Linked DNA regions of Homo sapiens: region 2 is linked to region 1. Evidence: chromatin contacts called from ENCODE Hi-C or POLR2A ChIA-PET data. All regions are on one chromosome and are shown on one strand. The core of a region is the stretch at or near the end of the contact, and the rest is flanking DNA. Distances in the headings are between cores, read along the strand shown. Region 1 holds the start of LINC00543 (long intergenic non-protein coding RNA 543). Region 2 overlaps PAN3 (poly(A) specific ribonuclease subunit PAN3).

The links. Hi-C counts contacts between places; a loop is a spot of excess contacts on that map. ChIA-PET counts read pairs that join two places held with the same protein, here RNA polymerase II (POLR2A). Pooled maps may share reads with other maps.
Region 2: a pooled map shows a loop between it and region 1 (2.8-fold over the local background). The contact joins the enhancer-like site here to the promoter of LINC00543 in region 1. A Hi-C loop is called at or near these places in 2 of 50 pooled maps. POLR2A ChIA-PET finds 5 or more read pairs at or near these places in 2 of 52 experiments (Caco-2 and common myeloid progenitor, CD34-positive).

Annotation. Positions count from the first base shown.
Region 1 is chr13:27,951,021-27,956,092 of GRCh38, reverse strand. It overlaps LINC00543 (long intergenic non-protein coding RNA 543), which reads right to left and starts at 2,567. Exons shown (of 1, transcript NR_135254.1): 1 at 730-2,567. RefSeq lists a silencer at 1,988-2,377.
Region 2 is chr13:28,266,490-28,271,507 of GRCh38, reverse strand. PAN3 (poly(A) specific ribonuclease subunit PAN3) reads right to left here. Exons shown (of 19, transcript NM_175854.8): 10 at 4,632-4,793; 11 at 4,297-4,413; 12 at 4,107-4,208; 13 at 642-807. Among named protein-coding and RNA genes, the nearest start is that of PAN3-AS1, 130 kb to the right of the region's middle. Within about 2 kb of position 2,652, at least 3 of the 41 ENCODE cell types and tissues checked have a DNase peak (open chromatin) inside an H3K27ac peak, as active enhancers do.

The sequences.
Region 1 (5,072 bases), core at 1,318-3,817:
GAGACAGGGTTTCACCATGTCGGCCAGGCTGGTCTTGAACTCCTGACCTCATGATCCGCCTGCCTCGGCCTCCCAAAGTGCTGAGATTACAGTCGTGAGCCAACGTGCCCTGCCAGCCCTCTATTTTCTAGACAGAAGCAGCTCATGTCATGACTGGGGTCTAGTCATAAGCGTACAATGCTACATTGTCTTACATGACTTCACTGGATCCTCAGGTTACAGATGAGGAAGTGGTAGCTCAGAGGTTGGGGTCTTCCCAAGGTCAGTAAGCTGATAAGTAGTAACCTGTCTGTAAAACGAGGTGCAAAGAGTGGCCCTAAAAAACATATAACGTTTCTTGCCATTCTGTGGCTGAGGCTTCTTTTATTCCTACTTGTTGCTGCTTTTTTTTCTCAGTGGTTATGAACAACAACAGCAAGAATATTGCTATGTGTATTTCTTATTATGTGCATTGCCAGAAACAAATAGAAAAAAATACATAAATAAGTCAGAACCAGACATCACTGTCTAGTAACAACATAGAAATGTAGGAGAGTGCAGGAAGAACAAAAAGAAAGAATGCTTGTCTGGAATCCGCACATAAAAACTTAAAACATTATTTTTCCCTTGGACCACTTTGTTAAAAATAATGCGTATTTTAGAAATCCAGATTCTTGTATTTATTTTCATTCATTCCTATTATTTTCATCAAATCTATGAATTTTACGTAAACATCTTTACGCTTTTAGATCGCTGTTAGTGATATATTGTTATATACGTGGCACATTAGACAATGATTCAGATTCTGGTAACTGGAAAATGACAGTTCCTGGGCGTGATCACAAGTCTACAGAAAACCAACAATCGACATTTATTTCTCATTTCTACAGAGAAGTGAGAGTCTTGACATGCGTTAATACATCCAGTGTTATGATTGGTTCTCTTGGGTGGATATTTGTCCGGAATGGGAAACTAAAAAGCGATTCATCAAATGATCATGCCATGTGAAGCTGGTGGGTAAGTTTCTAGGAGGGCCTGGTATTACTGAGTAAAGCAGGGTGCTCCTTTTGTAAATCTATAGTCAGACAAAATAGACAAGAAACAAGCTCATTACCCCAACTTTTAGTTTATTCCCACCCACCCCCCACCCCCAACACTTCTACCTCAGAGAAACTATTGTCTAGATTTGAGTCTTTGAATGTTTTAGACAGAAAAATGGATGAAATTTGTTCTTTGCACATGCTCAAATGGGCCCGTTGTCTACAACACGCCTTGGGGAAGCGTTCGGCCTGGTATTCAAGTATCTCCGCGGATCTACCCCAGCCATTAGAGCAGATAGAGCTCAGGCAGCGCCGACCCGCCCCTTCCCCTGCGGCCGGCGCGGACCAGTCGCGTCCACTCCCGGCCGCCGCGGGGCCCGGGCTCCTTGACCGTCCTCCAAGGCCACTCGGAGCGCAGCTTCCCTGAGCCCAGAGCCTCCCCGCGCTCCCAGCGGGCGCCCGGGGGCTCGTGTCCCGCTGCTCTCGCCCAAGACGGCCGGTCTCGGCCTGCTGCCGGTCCTTGCTGGGTCTGCGCCGCTGCCCGGGATTCCCTGGAGAGATTCGCGGCGTCTCCCGAGAGGTGGCGCGCGGTGAGGGCAGGCGAGGTCCCGGCGCCGCGGCCTCCTGCCGGGTAGGAAGCCCGGGGAGCGCCTCTCCGCCGCCGCCCGTCGCCCCGGAAGTCGCGCCCTGAGATTCCGGGCACTTTCTTTTTCTTCTTTGGAATGGTGTGATGTCCGCGGTTGTTTTTGTCCTTATACCTGAAGACGCCAAGCTTTTCAAAAGGTGCGCGCAACTACGGCGCGGAGGTGCGGGGAACCTGGGCCGCAAGCGCCGAAGCCACTCGGTGAAGAAGGCCTGGAGCACTGGCCTTCGACCCGTCGTCGAAGACCTGGGCTGAGCGATGGTGGCACCAGGCCCAAGGGATTTGATTTTCAAAAGGCGGAACGGGAGCGCTGGTGTGTTCGGCCCGTCAAAGCTGCAGCCGCCCGCGGCCTCCGGCGTCTGGCCTGTCTCGCCTGCGCGAGGCCCCCGGCAGGCGGCGCTGCTGCTCCGGCTGAGCGGGCGGAACGGCCTGGACCCCGCGGCCTCTGTTCCCAGCTCTGCGGCCGATCTGAGAGCTGGGACTCCGGGCGGGGAGCGGGAGGCTGAGCAGGGGCAGCCGGAGCCGCCGCAGGAGGGGCTGAGGGGTGCCCCGCGGCCCCTTTCGGCCGCCTCGGTGGCTTTCCGGGCCTCCTGGCCAAGGGCGCTGGGCTGCGGGTGGGTCTCGGGGGGAGTCGCCTCGCATAGCAGGCGCGAGCTAATCTACTCCTTTCCACTCTCTCGGTGGCGCTGTGGCTCTTAAAACCCCCGCTCCTTCTCTTCACAGCCATCAGAAGGCGCGGCCTGCCACCTGGACAAACGCGGTCTCCCCCAGAGCCCGGTTGCGCCCCGAAGCCGGGTTCCGTCCCATCTCCGACAAAGACACTTCCTGATTTGCCCCTCGCCAGACTCCAGCAATTTTCTGGGTCCCCGGGAAGCTGATTTCGCCTCTGGGCTTCCATGATTAGTGGCAGCTGGAGCGCTGCTCCCCAACCTGGGCCCACTTTAGGGTGTGTGGGGCAGGGAGGAGGGTGGGGTCACTCTTAATCTCGTGTCACAGCTAAATAATTTACTCAAGGTCTTCTCTTCCTGCCAGTTCCCTTCCCTGTTCCACTGCCCTTGACTTCCTGCTTTGTGAAGCCCCGGGGAAAGGCCAACTCTTAATAAAAGTTAATATTAATAGAGGCCCCGTGCGCCGGGCTTCTCCAACACCTCATCTTCCCCTCTCACCTCCACCCACTCCACTCAAGCCCCTTTCCTCGGGGAATTCTTTCAAAACTGGAGATGGGACTTGTACTTTGGGGTATATTCAGGAAACAAGGACGCTTGGGCCACATTGTGTCTAAACCACATCCTCCTCCAGTTTCCATCAGCGCGGAGGGTGGCAAAGGTCGAGCGTGCACTCAGTAGCTGCCACACAGAAGCCGCGCTGGTTCCAAAGCAGTCCAGAGATAAGGGCGGGGGCCAGCCAGCAGGTTCTGCAGGAGAAATACCTGCTGGAAAGAACAGGTCGAGCGATTACCAGAGAGGCGGGGAACAAAATTTACCAGTGTTCAACAGATACTTTAAAAAAGGCAACAAACCAATATTGTACAAAGAATACGTAACAGTATCAAGGTCACTGTTCCCTGATGTGTGTGCGAATTCGAGCCTACTCATTTTCCCATAGCAAAGTCTAGTTTGGTTTGAGCTAAGGGCTTGGACAAACAATTCCTTCCAAGAAGGTTAAACAACGCAGAAATGTGAAAAGAAAAAAGTAACTTCTCCATCCTTTCAATTCCATCCCTCTATTAACAATGTTAACACTGTTGGATGTCATTTCGAGAATTTTTCTGTGCTTACACAAATACGTATTACATTTAAAATCTTGTTCTTTCTTTTCTGTCCTTTAAAAAAAACAAAAATGAAGTCACACTTTACTTTGTGACTTGCTTTTATCATTTAATAATATATCATGGATATTTCACCAGGTCATTACACATAAATCACATCAATTTTTAAAATGTCTATTGCATTATGTAAACAAAGATATAATTTTATCTATTTATTCAATCATTTCTTTTGAATATTTACTATGTTCTAAGTGCTGGGAAAACAGCAGTAATCATCACCATTAAAAATCCCTATTCTTGGGAAACTTAATTCTAGTGGGAAAAAATTTTAAATCAATTTATTTAACGATTTCCTTACAGATGAACATTTAAGTTGTTGTCATTGTTTTGCTATTACAAACCATACGAAGGTAAGCTTTTTACATATACCCTTTTGTAGTTTTGTATATTTAAAGGATAGATTTCTTAAATTTGAAATGGTAGGTCAAAAAAATGTACATTTTAAAACTCTAGTAAAGATAGCCATTGCTTTCCAAAAAACTTTAGCAAGTCACACAATTCACAGTCCCGTTGAGTGAGTTTCCCTTTCTTCATATCCTCTTTTACCCTAGACATTATCTCTTAAATTTTTGCCAATATGATGGACAGAAAATGGTAACCAATTTAATTTTTTATTCTGAAATTATTAAGCAGGTTGAGCATACTTCATGTTTATTGGGCATTCGCATTTTGTCTTCGATGATTTTTCTTTTCTAGTAAACAGAACCAAAAGAAATGGAGTGAGTATCCCAGCCTTCATGCTTGATTTTTAAACTTAAATTATTTTATTTAAGCTTTAAAACAACCAGCATTCATTTCTATGAGACAGATTCTAATCTAGGCCTTTCTGACATCAAACACTGTGTTATTTCAAACATTATTGAGTCTGCTCTCTGAATAGTGTAGACTTTGGGCCAGGCGCGGCCGCTCACGCCTGTAATCCCCGCACTTTGGGAGGCTGAGGCAGGAGAATCACTTGAACTCGGGAGGCAGAGGTTGCAGTGAGCTGAGATCACACCACTGTACTCTAGCCTGGGTGACACAGCAAAACTCCATCCAAAAAAAAAAAAAAAGTGCAGACTTTATAAGTATAAAGGAAGAGTGAGAAGTGACAAAGAAAACAGTAGATAGCAATTAAGGACATCCTATCTGAAATTTAAAAACAAATAACAGAACGATGAAAAGTATTTGCTACAAAAATGCCAGAAAATTGCTAACCTATAAAGAATCCAATACAAAATGAGAAGAAAACATAGACTTTTTTTTTTTTGAGACGGAGTCTCGCTCTGTCGCCCAGGCTGGAGTTCAGTGGCACGATCTCAGCTCACTGCAAGCTCTGCCTCCCGGGTTCATGCCATTCTCCTGCCTCAGCCTCCCGAGTAGCTGGGACTACAGGCGTCTGCCCACCATGCCCGCCTAATTTTTTGTATTTTTAGTAGGGGCGGGGTTTCACTGTGTTAGCCAGGATGGTCTCGATCTCCTGACCTCGTGATCCACCCATCTCAGCCTCCCAAAGTGCTGGGATTACAGGTGTGAGCCACCACGCCCGGCCGAAAACATAGACTTCTAAAGAAATATTGGCAAGGCCGGGTGCGGTGGCTTA
Region 2 (5,018 bases), core at 1,403-3,902, 320 kb before region 1:
CAATTTGAAGAAGTAACTTGTTCAACGGCATATCGACAGTAAACTATCAAAGCCAGGATATGAACTTAAATAACTTGGTACCAGATCTTCAGCTCTTTATGTTATGCAGCCCAAGACAATCACAAAATTACAGCAACTCAAAACTCAGGTGAAGACAAGACTGATAACTGTACCAGTTGTTCTCAAAGCATGTGACTCAACAGCAGCAATGGCAACACCTAGAAACTTGTTAAATATGCAAATACTTAGGCCCCAATGCAGACTTATGAATGAAAATCTCTGGGGGTAGGGCCCAGCAAGCTGTGTTTTGTAAGTCCTCCAGGTGATTCTGATTCATGCTAGAATTTGTGAACCATGGTGCTACATAGAAAAGTTGTATTGATATTATTTTTATATTCCCCTAACCCTAACCACATATACTTCCCTAACCTTTCCCAAGATTTTTGGTTAATAACCAGGCATTTTATTCAGAGTTCAACTTTTTTTTTTTCTTTAAAAAGCTTACAAATGAATTCAAAGTTACAGAAGTTCTTCTGGATGGAATATATGAAAAGGCAGAATTAAAACAATCATGTTTTGTTTACTAAGCTGTCAAAGGTAAGACGCTCAATAAAAGAAACCAAAACTCAAAATGCTAGTACCTTGTTTTGCCAGTTATCAGAATCTTTGTTGGATCCATAACTCGACATGCCAAACCTGCTGTATGAATGGTACGCAATGCAGAACTTAGTTGGACAATATATGCCCAAATAAGAGATTCTGGCAATAATCCAGCATGCTGCCTGGGCAATGGTCCCTCGTGCTGACCTATACAGCAAAGAAATCCAAAAAATGACATCTTAAGTAATCAACTAAAAGACTAAAGCATTAACATCAAAATTAGCAAAGACAATTCATGTACACTCATGGCACAACATGTCAATTTATATATGTGTGTGTATGTATGTGTGTAATTTAAGTTTAGTCTATTGCCCAAAGATTCCTGTCCGAGATTATGCCTTTTATATTGATACCAGCAATAGGGCTCTCACTGAAATGCTCTTTTCTGTAACCACTTAATTATTGAATAAAAATTACTTAAAGTAAGAATTTATATGTAATTGTTAACCAAATAAATATAAAAACAGAAACCGTAGAGGTTTTTCTACTTAAAATGTGGCTGGCTAATCCTACCCTGTATTATTGTTTAGGCATGTGAGAGCTGTTCATTGTGTGGCTTGATGGAAATAAAAGTCTCTACCATCACTTATGTTGAATGTTTGTTTTCCTTATATCACTCAGGCCCCTCTACCACAAAGGTGGATTCTATCAACTCATTAAGTGGTTTTTGATAATATTTTCTAGGTCATTGTTAATATGTTGTAAATCAGTAGAAAAGGAGACATATAAATTTAATCAAGATTTTGTAATTATTCCAAGGAATATGACCTTATATTCTTTTCTTTGTAGAGACACTTTTGCTACATTGCCCAGGCTGATCTCCAACTCCTGGGCTCAAATGATCTACCTGCCTCAGCCTCCCTAAGTGCTGAGATTGCAAGCATGAGTCCCTACACCCTGCTGATCTTATATTCATATTGTTGTAAAACAACCTTTTGTGAATCAGTTATAAAAAGCAACATAATTAAATGGTTAATTATGTACTTATAATAAATAGCAAATATGTACTTATGGCTTGGAATAAAATTTCTGGTAAGCAGCACATACAAAATTAAAAATAATTATCTCTCAATTTGGACAGAACAGAAGATAATATACTCTGGAAATATGTGTAAGAAGGCTCAAAAAAATGGGACCGGTAACAAATGCCAAGACAATGTGAAAAATGACTATGAACTGTTTAAATGAAACTATTTAATTAATGTAGTAATAAGGAAACAAGAGTTTTTGCAGCAAACATATAGTGCTTACTGTGTGCCAGACTCTGTTCTAGTTGTTTTACTGATATAGACTCATTCTGAATCTCGTATCAACTCCACATGGTATGCTATTCTTCTCATTTTCTAAATCAATATATTTCTTATACTTTGCTTTTTTTTTTCACTTGTGCTAAGATAATAAATTACATAGTGTAAGAAAATGGTAGGCTTTTATGCATGTATGGTATGGTTAGGGAAGTTACGACTACTCAAACAATATTTTAAACTATTAGAAAAAAGGACTACTTCCTATGAAAATATAAACATTAATATATTAATCAGTGAACACCAAAAACAGAATAATTATGATTAAAAAATTACTGGAAAAGAATGCTATAAAAGAGTGGTTCTCAAAAGAAACCACTCCAGCATTTGGCAACATCTGGAGATATTTCTGGCATTACAATAGGGGTAGAGGGGGATTGCTACTGGCATTCAGTAGGCAGAAGCCAGGCCCTTCAGTCAGAAGAGGCCACTATAAACATTCTGAAATGCATAAGACAGCCCCCACAAAAACTTAAGCAGTTGAGAAACACAGTTATAAATTAAAGCCAACAGTCATTTCACAGGTGTTACTACCAAAATAAATTTGAGCAACAACTATAGTCATCTATAAGAATAGTTGTACCACATCCCCTTCCACAAAATTATGCATGTGTCTACAGATGACATAGCAAAAGGAAAAAAATGACCACATTCTATGACCAGATTTTAAATGTGAAACAGCCATGTAACCACAACTTTCTTTTTTCAACTGTCAGGATGCAAAAAAAAAGAAGTAACAAGTAAACAGAAGTAATATATTTTTGTCTATAATTAGAGTCTTGAAAGGAGTTGTAATCTGAAAGATACTAGAATATGGACTCAAATCTTTCTCCCCTCCTCTTTAATTTTCAAGTCAAGAAAATCTTAAGATTAAAAAGCATAATAACGTGATGCTGCTTTCTTGCCCCCATAGACTGAGACCTTCCCTAAATACATAAATTAATGAATAGACATCTCAAAATGGATTTACTTTTCTCTGAAATCATTTACCCTTTAACACACATTTGTTAGAATTCAAGTATTCTGGTTGTTTGCAAAATCTCAATGATAAAACAATTCTTTAAGTATATATTAGAAAGGGACAAAGAAGAAAATATTTCATGTTTAAGGAAAAGTTACTTAAAATTCTATTTTGAAACCTTAGATTAAGTAACATGGAATCCAACCTTCAAACAAAAGCATTTGTTTAGGGAAATAATTACATAAAGAACAATATAGTCATAATAGGAATCATTAAATTATATTCAGAGAATATAAAAACTATGGGGAAAATACCTATAATAAAGAAAAGATGTAATATGATATAAAAGGTTAAAACAAAAAACAATGCAAAAGGAGACAAAAACAAAACAAAGCAAGATTGAAAAGAAATGTACTAAAAGATTCACAATGGTTGTACTTAGGCAGGGAAGCCAGAGAGACTATTTCTAAGCTATTGAATTTTCCAAGTCACCTTTATTAAGAAAGCATCATATTTTTAAAAGAAAAACATTTTAAAGAGAAAAACAATTTTAACACATTTCCAGTTAAATATCTGATATCTATGTGAGTCTTCAAAAATCTATCTTATCTTAGTAAATATGCAAAAGACATTATTTCCTAACTTCTTGACCATCATCTCCATTTCTTTGACATATTTCTTTTTAAAATGTGATATGGTTTGGCTGCGTCCCCACCCAAATCTCATTTTGAATTGTAACTCCCATAATTCCCACAGTGTTGTGGGAGGGAGCTGGTGGGAGATAACTGAATCATGGGGGTAATTTCCCCCATACTGTTCTCGTGGTAGTGAATAGGTCTCATGAGATCTGACAGTTTTACAGGGGGAAACCCCTTTTACTTGGCTCTCATTCACTTCTCTTGTCTGCCGCCATGTGAGACATGCCTTTCACCTTCTGCCATGATTGTGAGACCTCCCAAGCCACATGGAACTGTAAGTTCATTAAACCTCTCTCTTTTGTAAATTGCCCAGTCTCGGGTATGTCTTTATCAGGAACATGAAAACAACTAGTACAAAATGTAATAGAGTCTTTAAACTAAATGATTACAGGGAAAAATTATACGTATTTTAAAATAGAAAACTACTCTTCCACAGAGCAAAAGCATTAGTCAAAATATAGTTTGCCTGCATCTTTTTCTTACCCCACTTTCTCTTGGTGAAGTAGGCATCAGCATTAGGGTCATTAAAGTGTCTGCTCATCATAGTTTCTCCTCCAGCATGGAAATCATATGCAAACACAAGAGCTTAAAATAAAACACAAACACTCATTACTGAAAGCTGGCTTCAAATAATGAAGCTCACCAGCAGAAAGACAAATTACAAGTTACTCACAGGGCTCAGCAAATGCTTTAGTGGTAAATACTTCACGCAAAGTTACGATATTTGAGTGTTGAATTTTCTTCCACATGTCGACCAACACCATGCACTTTGTGTTAACAAGACGAAAACCTGGAAGACAATTTTTCTACTCCAGTAAACTCTAATTGACGTCTCCTTCATATTCCATCAGAAATGGAAAAAAATTGCCATATTTATACATTGCTCATGAGGTACTAATTTCCAAATAAAAATTTTTAATTCATATATTAAATAATATATTCAAGAAGGTTTGAATAATCTTAGCCTCAATGATACGATTATAAAAGAAGATAACTTATCTTCCTTACCATGTATCCTCCGAAGGCAATATGGCAGATCATCTTTGCTGTTTACAGCTTTGTAGCAAGATGTAATATATCCAAAATTACTTGATTTCTGTATCCGGTTGGGAGGTGGCAGTGGTTCTAGAGGGAATAGGCTATGGTAGCTGTCAACCTCTGTAGGAACTGCTAGAGTAATTCATAAGAAGATGACTTGAAAATACAGGCATTCATAAATCTTTCTCAAAAATACAGAAGACATGATATTTACTATAAACCCCTTGTGTATCACAATGTGCTCTTGTATTTTAGAATAGTGTAAACATTTATTACAATTCCATAAGACAAACTAGCTTCAGTATCAATAAAAATAGGCATTATATAATAAAATAACCAAAGAATAACTAAAGTTCA